Linked DNA regions of Mus musculus: region 1 is linked to region 2. The links are chromatin loops, found by intact Hi-C in ENCODE. Cell type or tissue: left cerebral cortex. All regions are shown on one strand. Each heading gives the region's core, and the rest is flanking DNA. Links, peaks and the distances in the headings are about the cores only.

Region 1 (8,323 bases), core at 193-8,192, 130 kb before region 2:
TGGGATGGGAGCTGCATGCACTAAGGAAGAAACCATGGGAGCAGGAGCCTTTCCCAGATGTGCTGATTAAGGCTTATTATAAAGATAAAGGTTGTGTGTGTGAGTGTATGAGTGTGTGTGTGTGAGTTCGTGTGTGTGTGTGTGTGTGTGTGTGTGTGTGTGTGTGTGTGTGTGTGTGTGTGAGTTTTATCTGGGACCGTAATGGTCAAAGGCAGGGTAGAAACCCCGGATTGATATTAAATAGTTCTACAACAGGAAAGGCTCTGGATTGGAAGGAGGATTGTTCCAGATGCAGGGGTCCTGAAAATAGAGTGAAAGAGGACAGGAGGCCAAAAACTCCCTTTGGGGTACACGCAGCCTGTCTAAAACCCTGGCCTCCTCTTGGCTGGCTGGTGGACCAGCGTTCAAAAACAAGAGAGAGAGAGGGGGGACCCAGGAGATCAATGGGCTGCTAAAGGAGGAACATCAAGTGCCTTTAGAAAGCCTGCGCTCCTCCCTCCAGACCCCACCCCCAGCCATAAGCCCACTGAGCCAGAGCCTCCTGGGGCAAATGAGCCAGCCACCCACAGGGAGAGCTCTGAGGACAGAGTTTCTTTGGCTATTGAGCAGGCTGGGCTACTTAAGCTCCTGGGTCCTCCACCATCAGTCCCTCTTCCCTTCCACCTGGGTCTCAAATAAATCAACTTCTCCTGGTACCCGGACCACAGGGGTTTACCTGAAGGTGCCAGGGAGAAGCCCACTCCAGCAGTCTTGCTCTGGCTCTGTCAGTTTCCAGGTTAAACGTGGGCTGCCGCTTGAGTTTCTTTCCCTGTGACCAGTTAAATTTTTTCTTGATCCTCACATTCTCAAACCACCCCACCCCTATCATCAGAGTCTGCTGTCCTACCTTGCTCACTTAAGTGGCCAGAAATACCCTCTACTTCCAATCTGAGGACCGGGGTCTACCATGAGACACGATAATGGACTTGGCTGAGGAGAGGGGCTAATTTTGTGAGATGGAAAGTACAGTTGGCCTGTAAGTGTTGGGGAGCACTGCAGAGCACCTTTGCCTTGGGAGGCTCAGTGAAGGGAGAAGTCCTTCAGTGCCCTACTTTCCGAGGTTTGGGATTTTGCCTTCCCTAAGGATGGGAAGTAGGAGGACAGAGGTACTAAGAGACTTTGGCCCTTTGAGAAGTTGGCGCACCACGATTTTAGTACGGCCTTGGTAAACCGTGTCCTGTAGACTAGGTAGGCAGCTTGGGAGACCCCGGGGGCAGTTCTGGAGGTAAATGAATTCTCTCTCTCTCTCTCTCCTCTCTCCTCTCCTCTTCTCTCTCTCTCTCTCTCTCTCTCTCTCTCTCTCTCTCTCTCTCTCTCTCTCTCTCTCTCTCTCTCTCTCTCAGGCTATTGCCCAGCCACAGAGGCTGGCAGCCCTAGTTACCTTAAAAGCTGCCCGGGTCAGTGCACGTCAGTAGCACGGTCTAGGAAAGGTGGGGAACTGTATAGAGCGCAGGAGGAGCCCCTAAGCCACTCTCCGAGGCTCGATTTTTCCTGCTTACTAACCAGGCTTCCTCAGCACTCTGGGCGCTTCTCTGCCCTAGGCGTTCCAGGGCCCAGCCCCTCCCCGGCTGCTCCCAGGCTCGGGTGACTTGACACTACCCTTTTTTGCTCCTGCTCCTTTACCTCCCAAAGCGCCCCTCCCCCGCCTGAATTGGAAATGAGGCTTTGTTCAGGGGTGGACTCGGTATTTCTCAAGAACCTACTGTGTGCACATTACAGCTCCTTGAAGTGAAGTCCTGGGCTGGCTCTGGCGCTACAAGGTGTCCAGGACACAGCCCCTTCCCGCACCTCCCAGGGACTTCCCACCCCTTCATATGACCTCAGCCTGCTGTGCCCACCCACCCAGCTGACCCCGAGAGCGTGCTCAGGCTTGGAAAAGCACGTCTGTGGGTGTGAGAGACGGAGCCACAGCATAAGGCGACTATGGGGAAGCTAGGTAAGTGTCTGCACTGGTTCTACACTAGCTTGGGGACGCGAAGGAGTGTGTCCAGCCGCGCCTGTTGGGCTGCCCGCCCCTTTCCCTCTCCACCGGAGAGCTCTGATGTTCCCCGCGGTGGTGGAAGAGGGTGTGTGGGTGTCAAGGACTCACAGACCAGACTCTGCTGTCAGCTGGAAATGGATGAGGGTTCCACACTTGGCTTCTGAAAGAGGGCGAATTGGGAACTGGGGTGGGGGGCGTTAGGTGAAGGACAGAAAGAGGAAAAAGAGATGCGGGTGAGGGGTTACCGAGCCAGGACCGACCTTGCTAGGAAGGAAAGGAGACGTGGCAAGCAGGGAAGTCGGAAAGATGAGGCAAGGGCGGGAGGGGCTTCTCAGGAGTCGGGGCCCTTTCGCGCGAGTCTGGGGCCCTTTCAGGAGGAAAGGGGGTGTTGTTCTTGCTTGAATTTTTCGGTTGGTCTTCCCGAAGCTTTGCCATGGGGGCAGCAGCCTGAGGGTGAGGTGCCCCCTCGACCCTCAGTTTACTGTAGCCGGTGCTGGAGAGGTTACGAGGAAAGAGGGATGTAGAAGGGTGATGGTCAGGGAGGGGGCGCGCTAAGATTTTTCAGGGTGGGGGTCTGCAGTGAGGTGCTGGGGCTTCAGGGTCAGGTCACCATGGGATACTGGCTCAGGCTCCAAAGACCAGGAGAAAATACAAGAAGCCGGCAAAGAAAATCATCCCCCGCCACCACCCTTGGCACCGTACCCCTCCCCCCAGGCCCCACCACTCCCCGCACCGCCTCCCCCGGCCGCCTCGTGCTGCCCCCTGCGTCGGGACGACCGACCCACGATTCTGATTGGTTGGAGACCGGGAGGGGGAGCCGAGGGCCGGATTGGCTGGCGGGGCCAGCGCAGGGCGGGGCGGCTGATTGGCGGAGCTTGCCGAGGGGCGCGCCGCTGATTGGCTGAGGACGAGGAAGCAGGAAGGAGGGCGGCGGAGGCTCCGCTCTCGGGGAGTTTGTGGGGGAACCGCGAGCGGCGTAGCGGATCCCGGAGCCCGGCCCCCGCTGCTCGCCCGTCCGGCCGCCTGCCCCGCCCGTCCGGCCCTAGCCGTCCGCCCGCCCCGGCCAGGCGCGCCCGCCCCCCCCGACGGCCCCGCCCGACCGCGGCCCCCGCTCCGCCTGCCCGGCCCCGGCCCCCAGGAGGAGGCGCTGACGCAGCAGCGTGGAGCCCGGGAATTGAGCGCCCCCGGGGGGTTCCAGCCGCCGGATTCCAGCCCGGCCAGGGCCTGCGGGCGCCCGAAGCCGCGCCGTCCGCGCCTCTCGTCCCGGTGAGCTAGGAGCCGGGATCCAGGAGGGGGTAGGGGAGGGCGAACGAGCGAGAGCGAGCGAGCTAGGTAGGCGGACTAGCAAAAGGGAGAGGACCGGCCGCCCGTCAGCGCGCCCCGCCGAGCGCGCCGCGCCGCCGCCCCCGCCAGCCCCGGGAAGGGACGGACGGACGACAAGAAGCAGGTGCGGCTGCTTGCCCGCCCGCGCGCGCCGCCTCCCTCCCCCGGGTCCGGCGCTGCGGTCCCGCCATCGGGGAGCATTGCGCGCCTCGAGGTGACAGCCCCCGGGGGGCGCCCGCCTCGCAGGCCGGGGGCGGGGTGGGTGGCGGCCGCAGGGTGGCAGCTTGGCCGGGCGGCGGCGGCGCGGGCGTCCCGGGCTACGGAGGGCGGGAGGACGCGGGGTGCTTCCTCGCCGCGGCGGAGCCGGCTCGCCTCCGAGTGCGCGGGCGGCAAGGCCCCCGCCAAGCCCCCTCCCCCATCGTGGTCCCGGAGGCTAGGGGCCGCGGCTGGGGGCGTCGCCGCGGGAGCGCCCTCTCGGGGTGGGGGGCGCCCTCCCGGGTTGGGAGCTGACCGGCAATTGCCGGAGGGGGGATGGGGATGGGGGCCGCGTCAGGGCGAGGGGTAGTGTGGACTCGATCGGGTCGGGCTGAAGGAAGGGAGGCGCCGAAGACGGAAGGGGACCGGTTCGAACAGCGAGTGTGGGCCGCGGGAGGCCCTGTGGGGACCGTGCGGGGCGGCGGCCGAGTCCGAGGTGGGGCGGGGGGAATCGAAGTTGTCAGACCGCCTCCAAGTGACAGCGGGACCCGGTGCTCCAGGCCTGGCCTGGTTGTGCCCTGCCAGTCCCGCCGCCTCTCCTCTGGGGCCGTGGACCGGGTCAGGTCGGGCCCAAGGGGCCCGCTCGGCGGTGAAGAGCCGGACAAAGGCGGCGCCCGAGCGGGCGCAGGTAGTGGTATCGGGGAGGGGAGCGAGTCCGGGGCACCCACCCCAAGGGGCGGGCACGGGGCCGGACTCTGCCCTGGGGACTGCGGGGGCCGGGGCGTCCACCGGGAGGAGCTGCGGCACTGGCTCTGGTCTGTAGCCGCAGATATCCTCGCGGCTCCGGGAAGAGTGGGGTCGACTTAGCCAAGGCGGAGGGGCAGGGTTGAGGGGTGTGCGCACCGAGTGCCCTGGCCGGTGGCGAATGGGCTGGTGGACTCACAGAGGCGAGCGGAGCCTGCTAGCAGTGAGGCTTTCAGCAAGTCTGCCTCTCGGTAGAGGTTTAACTCCACCTGGGATGTCTCCTAGTGGCCCATTGTCGGCAGTCTTAAGAGCACAGGCGGCTACTTGGATTGGGACTAAGGGACCCCACCCCCCAACACACACACCCACTGTGCTTGGCGATGCCTTCACTATTGCTGTAGCCGTCTTCCTTGGGCAAGAAGGTACCCACATAGGGACATGATAAAGCTGAGTCCATAAATTGAGGCAGAAATTTGAAGACATAAAATAAGGTTTCCAGCTTTCTTTTGTACCACCTGACACGTTTCTCCCCATCTTCTACCTCCATAATCTTCCACCAACAAGGAAAGCCTCAGAGAGACCACATTTCTTGGGGACACCACTGTTCTAGGACACTTTGGGATCTCTGGCTTAAGCTGTGAGCGCTAACCCCAGCGGGTGAGCAGCTCTAGGCTGTATGATGTTTACCCGTTTGAGAAAATCCACTCGGCTCCGGTGCCCCTCCTCATGTGATTAAGTTGGGAACAGGAAGAGAGGAGTCTCAGGCTGATAACAGCTGAGAACATGGCCTTTTGCTGAGAAAAATCTGGGTTGGAGTGGCACACCAGTGGGACTGGTCGAGAGCAGCACTCGGCTGTGTTTGGCTCTAAGCCCACCGTGAGAAAGCTGCTGTCTGCCAAAGGAGCAGGAACAGGGTATGGAGTTCATTCATAGCACCCCGGCGCTCTCTCCCCAGGAGAGTCTGGACCCCAGCTTGGGTGGAGTTGAGGCTTGTGGGGAAAGGGGGTATTACCTCACACAAGAGACTGAAGTTTGTTGGAGAGAGTTTAATTGTATGTCTAAAATCCAGAGAAGGCTGGAGAATCTTTCCTTTTGCTGGGGTTGCACTGTGTGTGATTTCTTTTGGTGGCAGTCAGAAGGGTGACCTGGTTTGGCTGCTGGAAGGTGGGAATTGCCAAAATAACATTTCCCTCTGTGGCAGGGGTTTAATCTGGCAGGAGATACTTGTCTGTCAGATGAGTGTTTGGGAGGGCTGGCCCTGGGGAGTTGAGCCATTAACTGAGATGGTTTTGGTAGCCATCTCTTTCTGTCCCTCTCCTCCCTTGTTTCTCTCCTGTACCTCTTATCACTCTAGAACGGATGCTAGCCTGGGACTGGCAGCAAGTCTCTTCTCTGCGTCCTGGTGTGCACTACCATTGCTGGGGTTGGTTTGTTCTTTTTGGTGTCTCCCTCCCTCCTTCCCTCTCTGTTGCCATGTTCCCGGGTCAGTTTCTTCCTGCTTCCTCTGGCTCTTCTGGTCCAGTCTGTACACAGCTAGCTACCAGATCTTTCTTCCGAAGCACCCCTTCCACATGTCAGTTTCTTACTCAATTGTGCTGGCTTCTTTTTGCTGCAGTCTAACCCTAGGCAATGTCCCTAAGGCTATTTGCTAGTCCTGCTGAGCACTTTTGTCTGTCCTGCCCTTCGCACCCAGCTCCTACCCCTTCCTTCTCTCCCACTTGTTTTTTGTCTTGGCGTTGACCAGTGAGCTTGTGAAAATGGATTGTCTAACATGGTATCTTCTCAAATGCTTTGTAGATTGGAAGGTTCTTAGGAATCGAAGTAATGAGTTAAACGCGTGTGTCTGTGTGTAGTCTAATCTTACTCTTGGTGTCGTGTGATGTGGAATTCAGTGTGGATGGAGGGGAACCTTTGGCTTTTCTAGAAATGCTCAGTATGGATGCAGTCCTTGGAGGTCTCTGACCTTTTCTGTGAAAGGTGTATAAATAGGGCACGTCTGTAAGGCTCTGGCCTTGGGCATGTTTAACTGCTGTTTCTGATCCATCTGCTGCTGAAGATTGTTCACATGACAGACACCACACAGACAGGAGTTGGAAAGGGGCTGTGGTCCTGTCCTCCCATTGTCCTCATGGGGCCAGTCTCTTGCTGTACCCAGCTCTGCTGTGTGTTGGCAGTTTACTTGTTGTCTATGCTACCGTATGCTTTACCTCTTTCCGCCTGGGTGTCAGTGAGGGAGAAAACGCTATTCGGAGAACCCCTGACAAATAACCCTGGATCAGCCCTGTGGATGGGATTTGTATGGTTCCTTTTATATTAAGTGTTTTTACTGACTTCCCAAGGTAGAGCTTTGGGGAAGAAATGCTATCATTCCAAGTGCCTTAGAAGTTGGTGTATTGACGATCAAGCCTACACCATGGGGGATGTGGGAGAAGACTGATGACTGGTTTGGAACTAGGTAGTGAAGAGACAGATGTACCCCTGCACCCATCCTCTTTCCCCCAAACCTTTCAGTTGTGCCCCAGTTTGATGATTAATGAACCAGCATTTACCTTCCAATCGGAAAGGCCACCCCTCACAGTTGCCATGGCAATGCAGACCTCTCCCCTGTCAATTAAGAGAGAAAAAAAAATCCTACTTCTCTTTTACTGTAACAGAAAAGCCACCTCAGAAAGCCTCTCCTGAGTGCGCTCCTGATCTGCCTGTGCTGTCTGCAGCATGCATCCTGGGACACAGTCCTTTCCTTTCAGGGACATTGCCTGAGTTTCCGCACCTTGAGCAAATTTTGCCCCTCTTGGAGCCAGCAACTCTAGAACCATCAGAAGAGGAAACAACCTTTTAATTTATTCAACCATGATGCAAATTACAATCCAGAAAGAGCCCTTCTCTTCTCTCTTCTGCAGAGATAGAGGAAGTGCCTCCTTACTCTCGGTGTTTAGAGGCGAGGCGTGAATTGGGTAGCAGTCAAGAAGGAAATTTCAGTAGACCCGAAAGAAATTCAACCTAGCATACCTGCTTGAAATTGGAGTTCAGTGAAAATTGGCTAATTATTTTCATTTCTTCCCACCTCTCCATCTTAGCATCTAAGAGGACTTACAATGTTTTCATTTTATCTACTTTTGTTCCTCTTGGCCTTGCTCAGGCAACATCTGGCCTCAGTGCCTTGTCACAAGGTGAGTCACTAAGGAGGAGAAAAAAATCCAAAGGGGGGGGGAAATCCCCAGAGCTGAAAAGTAGCCTGTGTTGAACCAAAGCTGCCAGCCCAAGCTGCTGGGTTTATGGAGCATTATATGAACAGTCCGGACACTAAAGGGCCTCCTTTTTATGAATGGGTTGTGGAGAGTATAAACAAAGCAGCATCTCTCAATGGGGAAGCATTTCACATGAGCAACACTACCCCGACCCAAGTAGTTACCAAGTAGTTACAGGCGGGTGCTTGCTAGCATAGTCTGGCAAGGCTTGCTTCCTTTGTGCCTTTGTGACTTTGGAGGGACTATGGTTCTGATGCCGCCAGCCAGCGCTCTCTAGCTGTGTGGGCTTGGCCTTGTCTTGATGGGCCAACACCCTGTCTTTGAGCTCTCAAAAAGATGGGAAATACCATGTTCGGCCCAGAGCTTATGAAGTTTAGTAGTGAAGGCTCCTGACACCCAGTGATCAGAGGTTCTGAGGTCCTGACCCCTCAGGCTGCTGAAATCTTCCATGTCAGGCCTGGGAGGTCTTAGGTGATGAGAGCCTGCCTAGCTTTTATGGGAGGCGCATAGCTGGAATAAAATGGACTGGTTTGAATGTCAACTTCATTATGTTTGTATGTCCAGTCCATTTCCTGGTTTTGCCTGCTAATGAGGTATAAGATGGCTAAAAGAAGTAGAAGAAGCAATGGGCTTCAAACATCCTGCTCAGGGCTGCCAGCTCCTGGGGTCCCAGTATGGGTCTGGGTATCTATCCCAGGCATCTTGGTGAGAGAGCTGGGGGTGAGGGGACGCTGGGTTTGGAGAACAGGACCCAGAGTGTAGTCACTGTCCCGGGGTAGTGTACTACATTTCT
Region 2 (8,323 bases), core at 309-8,308:
CACCACTGACCTGCTCACATCCTTGATTTGTAATTTAGTCTCTCAGATATCTGGATACCACAATAAGATGCCTTTAAACTGTAGCTGTGAATGACCCTGTTGCTAAAGAAGTATACTTTCTTAAATTTACAATCCTAAATTAACAACTTGGAACACTACCAATTAATTTAAGTCCTCCAAATCCGATCCAAGTGCTGGAGACTGGTGTCCATCCACGGTGATTCAGGCTTCCTACTCTTTCTGCTTTTATTCCATCTTGAGTGGGTGTGCCTTTCCCTCTCGGTTTCTGTACCACATATCAACCTCCCTCCCAGAAATGCTCAGGAGTGTGCTAGATAAATACACACTGATCTCCTGGCTATCTCTTGATCTCATACGATTTCCGTCAGAACGAACCATCAGAACCAGTTTGTGGTTTTCACTTCTTGAAGGTAATAATGCAGTGTCAGAAGTTCTCTACTCAAAAGAGGGAGACAGGATCCGGGGGTCTAGCTTAGTGGGAGAGCATTTGCCCAGTATGTGCAAGGCCCTGGGTTTAACCTCCAATACCACAAAAACTCAATGATATTTTAAAATTTTAAATGAGCTCAGAAGATGCTTGATGCCCACAAAGTACACAGTAAACGTGTATGTTAGTGCTTCTCAAGCCGGGCAGACAAACCACTGACAACCTGGCTGGAGAGCAAACTTCCATTCAAAAGTCAAGAAGAGTCAGGAAATAAGATTTTTGACTTGTTTTTACATCCAGCAACTTTACTAAGCACTATAATATGTGCTTTAATTGAATTAATTTATTAATTATATCAGCTCTGTTCAAGAACAGTCCAGTGTGAAAAATGGGCTCCAGGTCACATGAGACTGAAGAGAGAAAGAGGCAGAAAGACCTCAGATTGTATACAATGCAATTTATTAGGAACTTGGGGGTGCAAGTGTGGTCCTTTCTGGCAATAAGGCCAGTGGATACCTGTAATTTCAGCCAAAAAAATGTATATTCTGGTACACAGCAAAAGTGCTTTCCAGGTAGAAAATACCTGGTTTGCCTAACTCAATATCAATGTCATCTGACATTGACTGCACTGGGATCTAGTTACAAAGCTCCACATATGGCCTGGTCTACGTACACTTACTAGGAAACTATGTGGCAAAAATCAACTGACGTTTCTCAGGGGCAATCGTGGTTATGACTCATGGTGTCTGTGATTAGGTCAAGCTGAGTTTGTACAAACTCTATGAAGCAGAAACCCTGCTGATGTATAAGTTTCTCTGGATAAAATGCTACCCTCGTTGTAAGTTTCTTCTTTTTCTCTCCCTAACTTTGTCTCTATTTGTCTTTCTCTGTCTGTCTCTGTCTCTGTCTCTCTCTCTCTCTCTGTCTTCTCTCTCTCTGTCATATCTCCAGTTAAAAGGTGCAAACCAGCCCTCAATGTAAATTTCTTAATAAGGCAACATGCTCAAGAGATAGTGTTTTCTTTTTTAAGCACTTCTGCTCTATGGTATTCACAGCCAGTGTAAAATCCAACCTCTGTTTTAAAAAGCAGGTAATTAGGAATCTGGCATTCAGCATAAAGATTTCTACAGCTTCAGGTATCTCAGTCTGATCTGTAGTAAAACCACACGGACATCTTCTGTCCTTCACTTCATTTGGTGAGACTTTTTTTTTTCATTGTCTGAATACCTTTTTATTTTTAATTAGGTATTTTCCTCATTTACATTTCCAATGCTATCCCAAAAGTCCCCCATATCCTCCCCCCAGAAATTTTTGTTTATAACTTTGAACTCTCTATTTAGTCAAAGATGACCTAACAATTCTGGTCCTCCTATGTCCACCTCCCTTTGTGGGACTTTTGATATATAGAAGCATTTAGATAAAAATCATCTCTTGATCTTCTCCAGAAGGCTAATGCATAAGAATAGTCTAAGCCAACATTAACATTTTGTATAGTAAACGCCCATGAGAAAGTTCATGCTCACATACTTGAACTGGACTAGACACTTGTCCTGTTTTTAGACACTAGCAATCAAATATTTACATTTTTTGGAGAAATCCCACTGTGAAGAATAATGGGATTACTGACTATTGCCAGGCACTCTGTAAAATAAAGACAGATTTAGTCCCTCTTGGAAGTTTGGCTCCCTTGTAGGATTCCAGATCTTGAGATAGGATCACAAAGAGACTGATATATTTAGTGATTTTCAAGGGACAAAGGGTTGTGGGGGCAAAGAGTAATTGGCACAGCAGCAAGTCTCACAGTGGCAGCATCCCAAGTGGGGTTCTTCTCCAGCAACAGATAGTTTTCAGAGGCCTTGCTTGCCTTGATTTGGTCTCTTTCCTCAGTCTATACTTCAACTCTTTTATGAATCCTATGAAGTACTAACATCCTCCCAGTAATCCCTGCTCTGATGAAGTTAGCCAGTGCAGTTTTCAGCATTTTGCATTTAAGAACCCTAGCAGGCTAGGGAGATAAAGGAAGGGCTAGGCTCAGTTGGTAAAGTGCTTGTCATGCAACATAGACCTCAGTTCGATCCCCAGAACCGACATTAAAAAGGTGGGCATTGCAGTACATGCTTGTGAGAGGCCCTGTCTCATTAAACAAAATGGACGGCACCAGAGAAAGGTCATCTGAGGTTGACCTCTCACCTTTGCACACACTCATACATACAAGTGCATGCAACTGGCACACACATACACACATAAGACCTTGGCAATAAAATTTTGATCCATTTGAAGTTCTAATGTGCAAGTGGTTCTGGATAAGAGTTCATGGAAGTCAAATAGGCAATCTCTAGTTCTTTTCATGCTGTTAGCAGGAAGGGCAGGTGTGAAAAAAATTGCTTCTGGGGAGTATGTCTATAATACATATGTACATATACAATTATATATAATATGTAATATATAATATATATAATAATAGCTTTATCAAGGTATGTAACATACTATAATATGCAGCCTTTAAGTCATACAATAGCAGTACTGGGTATACTTAAATGAACGAGTGCTTGATACTCTAGGATTCTCCAACACTGTCCCTCAAAAGTAAAAGCAAAGTAGACAAATTGGTACTAATACAGTCATAGCTGTAGCAACTTTCATTCTGATTGGTACTTTTTTCCTGCTTGTTTGCCTTGTATTCGTTTTTTAAAACAATAATAATTACTATTCTTTTGCTTGTCTGCTTTTATTTTGAGACACACTCTTGAATAACCATAGAACTGAAACTCCTGATGCTCCTTCTGAGCTACAGGTGTGCGATACCTTGCGGGCTCTGCCTCTTTTAAGTACACTTTTAGGCGTTTTTTACAGACCCAGGAAAATAGCGCTTATCTATTTGAAATGTGTACCATCATCTCCATTCAAGTCTTTTATGTGGAGCACTCCCGAAGATTTCCTTTAGGAAATACCATCTGATCTCTTCAATGAGTCTACCTGTGACCTTGGGCATAAGGGTACTCCAAGCAAGGACTTCCTCAGACACCTAACTCTGAAAACAACTCACTTTTCCCTTCTTGCAAACCCGCCTCTGTACTGGGATCTTCCTGATTGGTTGTTACCTTGTGACGCCATCAGATTGCGACCCTGAAGCGGCTAGCCGTGCTGTCATGTGGCGGGGTGTCCCGGGCTGCCTACGGGACATTGTGCAGTGGCAGGTGGCGCTCTGGTCCCACAGCTTTGTCCGGACTTGGGGTAGCTGTGGGAAGGCGATGACTGAGGCACTGTCTGCGCAAGCCGAGGCAGCGGGCGGGCTGAAGGCTTTGGTTCAGCCAAATGGAGATGCTGGTAGCAACACGAGCGGAGAGCCGCTCCTGGAGCGCCTGGAGCCGGCGGCGGTAGGGAAGCAGGTCCCGGAGAGCGGGGACCAGGCCCAGGGAGGCGAAGGGCAGCTCCCGAGCAACGGAGAGCAGACCCCAGCTCCAGTCGCCGACTCAGGCAAGAGGAAAAAGCGGAGGGGCGCCACTGGGGAACGGGTCGTGCCGCCTCCGAAGAAACGGCGCACCGGGGTGAGCTTTAGCGATGAGCACTTCGCAGAGACTACCTACTACTTCGAGGGCGGCCTGCGCAAGGTGCGGCCCTATTACTTTGACTTCCAGACCTACTGTAAAGGTCGCTGGGTGGGCCGCAGCTTGTTGCACGTCTTCAGCACCGAGTTCCGATCCCAGCCACTGTCTTACTACGAGGCCGCTGTCCGGGCAGGACGCCTGCATCTCAACGAGGAACCAGTCCAGGACCTCAGCATCGTGCTCAAGGTGGTGTCTGATGGAACTAGCTTTGAGAAAAGGAGGGAAGGTTTTGGGATTTTTTTTGTTTGTTTGTTTTCTCAGACACACCTTATAAGTATGGGAGTAAAGTGATGGTAATTCAGAAACAATCTCATTTTCTCTTGGTGCTCTTTTAGTCCCCGCTTCCCACAGCCCCAAGTAGGTTAGATAGCCTTCCCACGCTCCAGAACTTAACCTGATCATCCTTGCCAGCAAGGCTGTTTGTTTCCAACAAACAAAATGGAAATTCTCATGTTCCTTTAATATCTGCCTTGTGGCAAGGGCACTGCCTACTTTCTACCCTGCATGATATATCTCTGTACAAATAATAATAGAGACCTCATTTATGTGTTCTTAACTGTATCAGGAACAAAGTTAAGCGTTTTGTGCACTCTAACATTAAACTCAAGTGGCAACTTTGGGGAGTTTGCATTGCTTCTTCTCCCCTTTGTGACCAAACTGAACCTCAAAGTAAGGCAACAGTACGATTCCCAAAGTGTGCGCTCATATTAACACTGAAACTCGTTTCCCATGTGTATAGAATTAGGAAGTCAGGGATAGATACTAGGCAGGTGTTTTGTTTTGATTTATTTATTTTATTTTAGTACACTGCAGCTGTCTTCAGACACACCAGAAGAGGGCATCAGATCCCATTTCAGATAGTTGGGAGCCACCGTGTGGTTGCTGGGAATTGAACTCAGGACCTCTGGAAGAACAGTCAGTGCTCTTAACCACCGAGCCATCTCTCCAGCCTTTTTTTTTTTTTTTTAAATTCAGTGAGACTACTATCATTAACACTGGCTCACAGAGATTGTAAGGAGAAAAGGAGAATTTCAGGATTTGGAAATAACCTTCCCCATACAGATTTTGAAAACCATAGGTTTTTAAACCAAGTCCTAGAGGCGTTAAAATGACTTGCCCAAGAGTATGTAGTGAGCTTGTATCAAATCTGTGTGTAGAGCCTAGAGCTCTGAACTTGTGTTGTTTGTTCGTAACTAGTAGAGGTTGTCTCTCTATTTAAAAGACATTTACTTTCAAATATATTTCTGTCAGGATGGTGAGATGTTCAGTAGGTAAAGGTCCTTGCCACTAAGACTCACAACCTCTTGTCTCTGCGTGTGCCGCTGTTATGCATGTACACACATAAATGAATGTAATGAAAAATCTTAAAATACAACTTTATTGTAAAGAGTATATAAAGAAGCAAAAATACTCATTCTCACCACCAAGAAATTCAATCAACTTTGTATATTTTTCAAAACTAGCTGTATGCCTGTGTATATTTTTACAAAATGAGATCTTACTACACCCACTTCTTTTTCTATTGAAGGCTTTACTGTGACCGTTCCTCTGTGTCAGTAAGGAACTGAGGAGCTGGGGTGACTGACTATCTATAGGTTGCTGGTCCCAGGCTGATGTTGCGTATGTTTTTGACAGGACAATGATTTCTTGCGGAACACAGTGCACAGACATGAGCCACCAGTCACAGCAGAGCCTATCCACCTGCTAGCTGAGAACAACGATGTGGTTGTTATAGACAAGCCGTCCTCCATTCCTGTGCACCCCTGTGGCCGCTTCCGACACAACACGGTCATCTTCATCCTAGGCAAGGAGCACCAACTGAAAGAGCTACACCCACTGCATCGGCTGGACCGCCTCACCTCAGGAGTGCTCATGTTTGCGAAGACAGCTGCAGTCTCGGAGAAGATCCATGAGCAGGTTCGGGATCGGCAGGTGAGTCAGGCTTTTGCCTGCTGTACACTGGAACACAGAGGAATCATAAAGTAGATTGAGGGGCATCTACAACCTTCCTCTTTTGAGGAGGCTCAGCACCTGAAGTTCCAAAGACAGCTATCCTGTATGCTTCAGAAGGGCTTTGGAGATGGCCCTGGTAGTTTGCTGTTCTGGAAACATTAAACATTGTTAAGATTTTGAAGAGAGCTCACTTAGTAGGATAAAGTTGAAAGAGGTGCAAGTAAGATTCTTACTGGTGGTGATTATGCTCTGCATCTGGATCATAATTCGCTCATTGAGCACACGCCAGACTTAATCCCCAACACATTAGAACCCAATTTATGAAACGCTTATGGTAGCCCCGTGAGGTAAATGTTTTCTCAGTTCATATTTTCTTTTTAAAAGAATTTCTATTATGTATTCATTTTAGTTTATATGAGTGTTCTGCATGTGTATGTGTATGTGTGTGTGTTCGTTTGCGCACGCGCGTGCACACATGCCCCTGCAGAGGTTAGAATGAGAACAGCTCTCCTGGAACTGGAGTTAGGGATGGTTGTGAGCCACCATGTAGATGCTAGGAACTGAACCCAGGTCCTCTGGGAGAGCAGCAGGTGATCCTAACTGTGGAGCCATTGCCCTGACTTCATACTTTCTAGATGAGATATGGGATGTATAGAGTTTAAGTAACTTACCCAGGTGGTGAAACTGACAACGCTGGTGTTAGAATTTGAATCTTCCTCTCTCAGATACACTGGTGTACCTGAAGAGAGGATTTAGACTCTGTATTCACTTTGGACTGACTTTTTCCCCTTTCCTCCTGTGCAGCTGGAGAAGGAGTATGTATGCCGGGTTGCAGGGGAGTTCCCTGACAAGGAGGTAATTTGTAAGGAACCCATCTTAGTGGTGTCTTACAAGGTAGGAGTGTGCCGTGTGGATCCCCGGGGCAAGCCTTGTGAGACTGTGTTCCAGAGGCTGAGCTACAATGGCCGCTCCAGTGTGGTACAGTGCCGACCACTTACAGGTCGCACTCACCAGATCCGAGTCCACCTCCAATTCCTGGGCCACCCGATTCTCAATGACCCCATCTACAATTCAACTGCCTGGGGTCCTTCTCGAGGCCAGGGTGGCCACATTCCAAAGACAGACGAGGAACTGCTCCGAGACCTGGTTGCAGAACATCAGGCCAAAGAAAGCCTGAGTATGCTAGATCTCTGTGAGAGTGACCTGACGCCAGGGCTCATAGACTCGACAGCTCCCTCTTCAGAGTTGGCTAAAGACAGCCTGGAAGGGTTGGCTACAGCAGCCCAGAAGATAGATGGAATAGCTGAGGCAGCCCCTCAGCATCTGGACACACCAGAGAAGGCAGCTAAAGCAGATGTGACTCAAGAAACAGACCCGCTCTGTGCCGAGTGCCGAGTGTTGCGACAGGATCCCTTGCCCCAGGATCTCGTAATGTTCCTGCATGCCCTCCGCTATAAAGGGCCAGACTTTGAGTACGTCTCACCCATCCCAGCCTGGGCACGGGATGACTGGCAAGAAGACTGAGGAATGTGACCATTGGAAAAATGGCTTCTTGGATTGGAGCAAGGATGGGCCTTGAGACAGGGACTGCTCCCATTGGTTGATACTCAGGTTTGGAGAAGAGCAAGGTTTCACAGTAAGGAACCTTGCTTGTACCTGCTGCTACCTCCTTCCTTCTGGCTTGTTGGGGCTTTCAGATCTGTACATAGATCATTTTTTTCTAACACCTTGTATGTCCATTTTTACTGGTTTCTTACGATCCCTTCCCTCTTCCCCCCAGTGCTTAGGATAGAATCTAGATCCATTAGAAGGCAAGTGCTCTACAACTGACCTCCAAGCCCCTTAGTATTTCTGAGTTTCTCTAGCTCAGGCAGATCTTGAACCCTGAATCCTCCTACATTGCCTCCAGAGCGGGAATACAGGTATGAAACACCATGCCTTGCTTTTTTTTTTTTTTTTTTTTTTTAATTGAGATAAAATTCACATAGCATAAAATTAACCGCTTTAAGATAAACACTGTTGGCATTTACTATATTCACAAACTAGAGCAACCTTATCTCAAGATTTCAAAACATATTTCTCATTCCTACAGGAAACTGTACAGCACATTCTTCCCTTTTTCTCTCTCTCAACTCCTGGTAAACAGTTTATTCTTTATTCCACAGGCATGGACTCAGACAATCTGTGTCTTTTTCTTTTTTCTTTTGTTCTTTGTTGTTGTATGTTTGTTTTCTGAGACATGGTTTTGGTATAGCCCTGGCTGTCCTGGATCTTGCTCTGTAGACCAAGCTGGTCTTGAACTCACAAAGATCCA

The links. Peaks named below come from ENCODE experiments on the same cell type or tissue, not always from the same donor. Only the 100,000 strongest peaks of a DNase experiment are listed, where the experiment ranks them.
Region 1: it touches region 2 in a loop (2.8-fold over the local background); 1 of 42 quality-filtered maps calls a loop at or near these places.

Annotation. Positions count from the first base shown.
Region 1 is chr2:118,898,472-118,906,794 of GRCm38, forward strand. It overlaps Bahd1 (bromo adjacent homology domain containing 1), which reads left to right and starts at 3,144. Exons shown (of 7, transcript NM_001045523.1): 1 at 3,144-3,286. Gm32957 (a long non-coding RNA gene) reads right to left here and starts at 2,709. Exons shown (of 4, transcript XR_003954052.1): 1 at 2,281-2,709; 2 at 716-808. In left cerebral cortex, for the core only: CTCF peaks have their summits at 2,776, 4,328 and 5,257; DNase peaks (open chromatin) are centred at 1,666, 2,103, 2,886, 3,354 and 4 more places; H3K4me3 peaks cover 3,684 bases; H3K27ac peaks cover 1,942 bases.
Region 2 is chr2:119,031,227-119,039,549 of GRCm38, forward strand. Rpusd2 (RNA pseudouridylate synthase domain containing 2) reads left to right here and starts at 3,564. Exons shown (of 3, transcript NM_173450.3): 1 at 3,564-4,242; 2 at 5,692-5,988; 3 at 6,814-8,323. The coding sequence starts at 3,598. The coding sequence ends at 7,533. In left cerebral cortex, for the core only: CTCF peaks have their summits at 3,651 and 4,862 (motif pointing right); DNase peaks (open chromatin) are centred at 3,590 and 4,135; H3K4me3 peaks cover 1,249 bases; H3K27ac peaks cover 566 bases.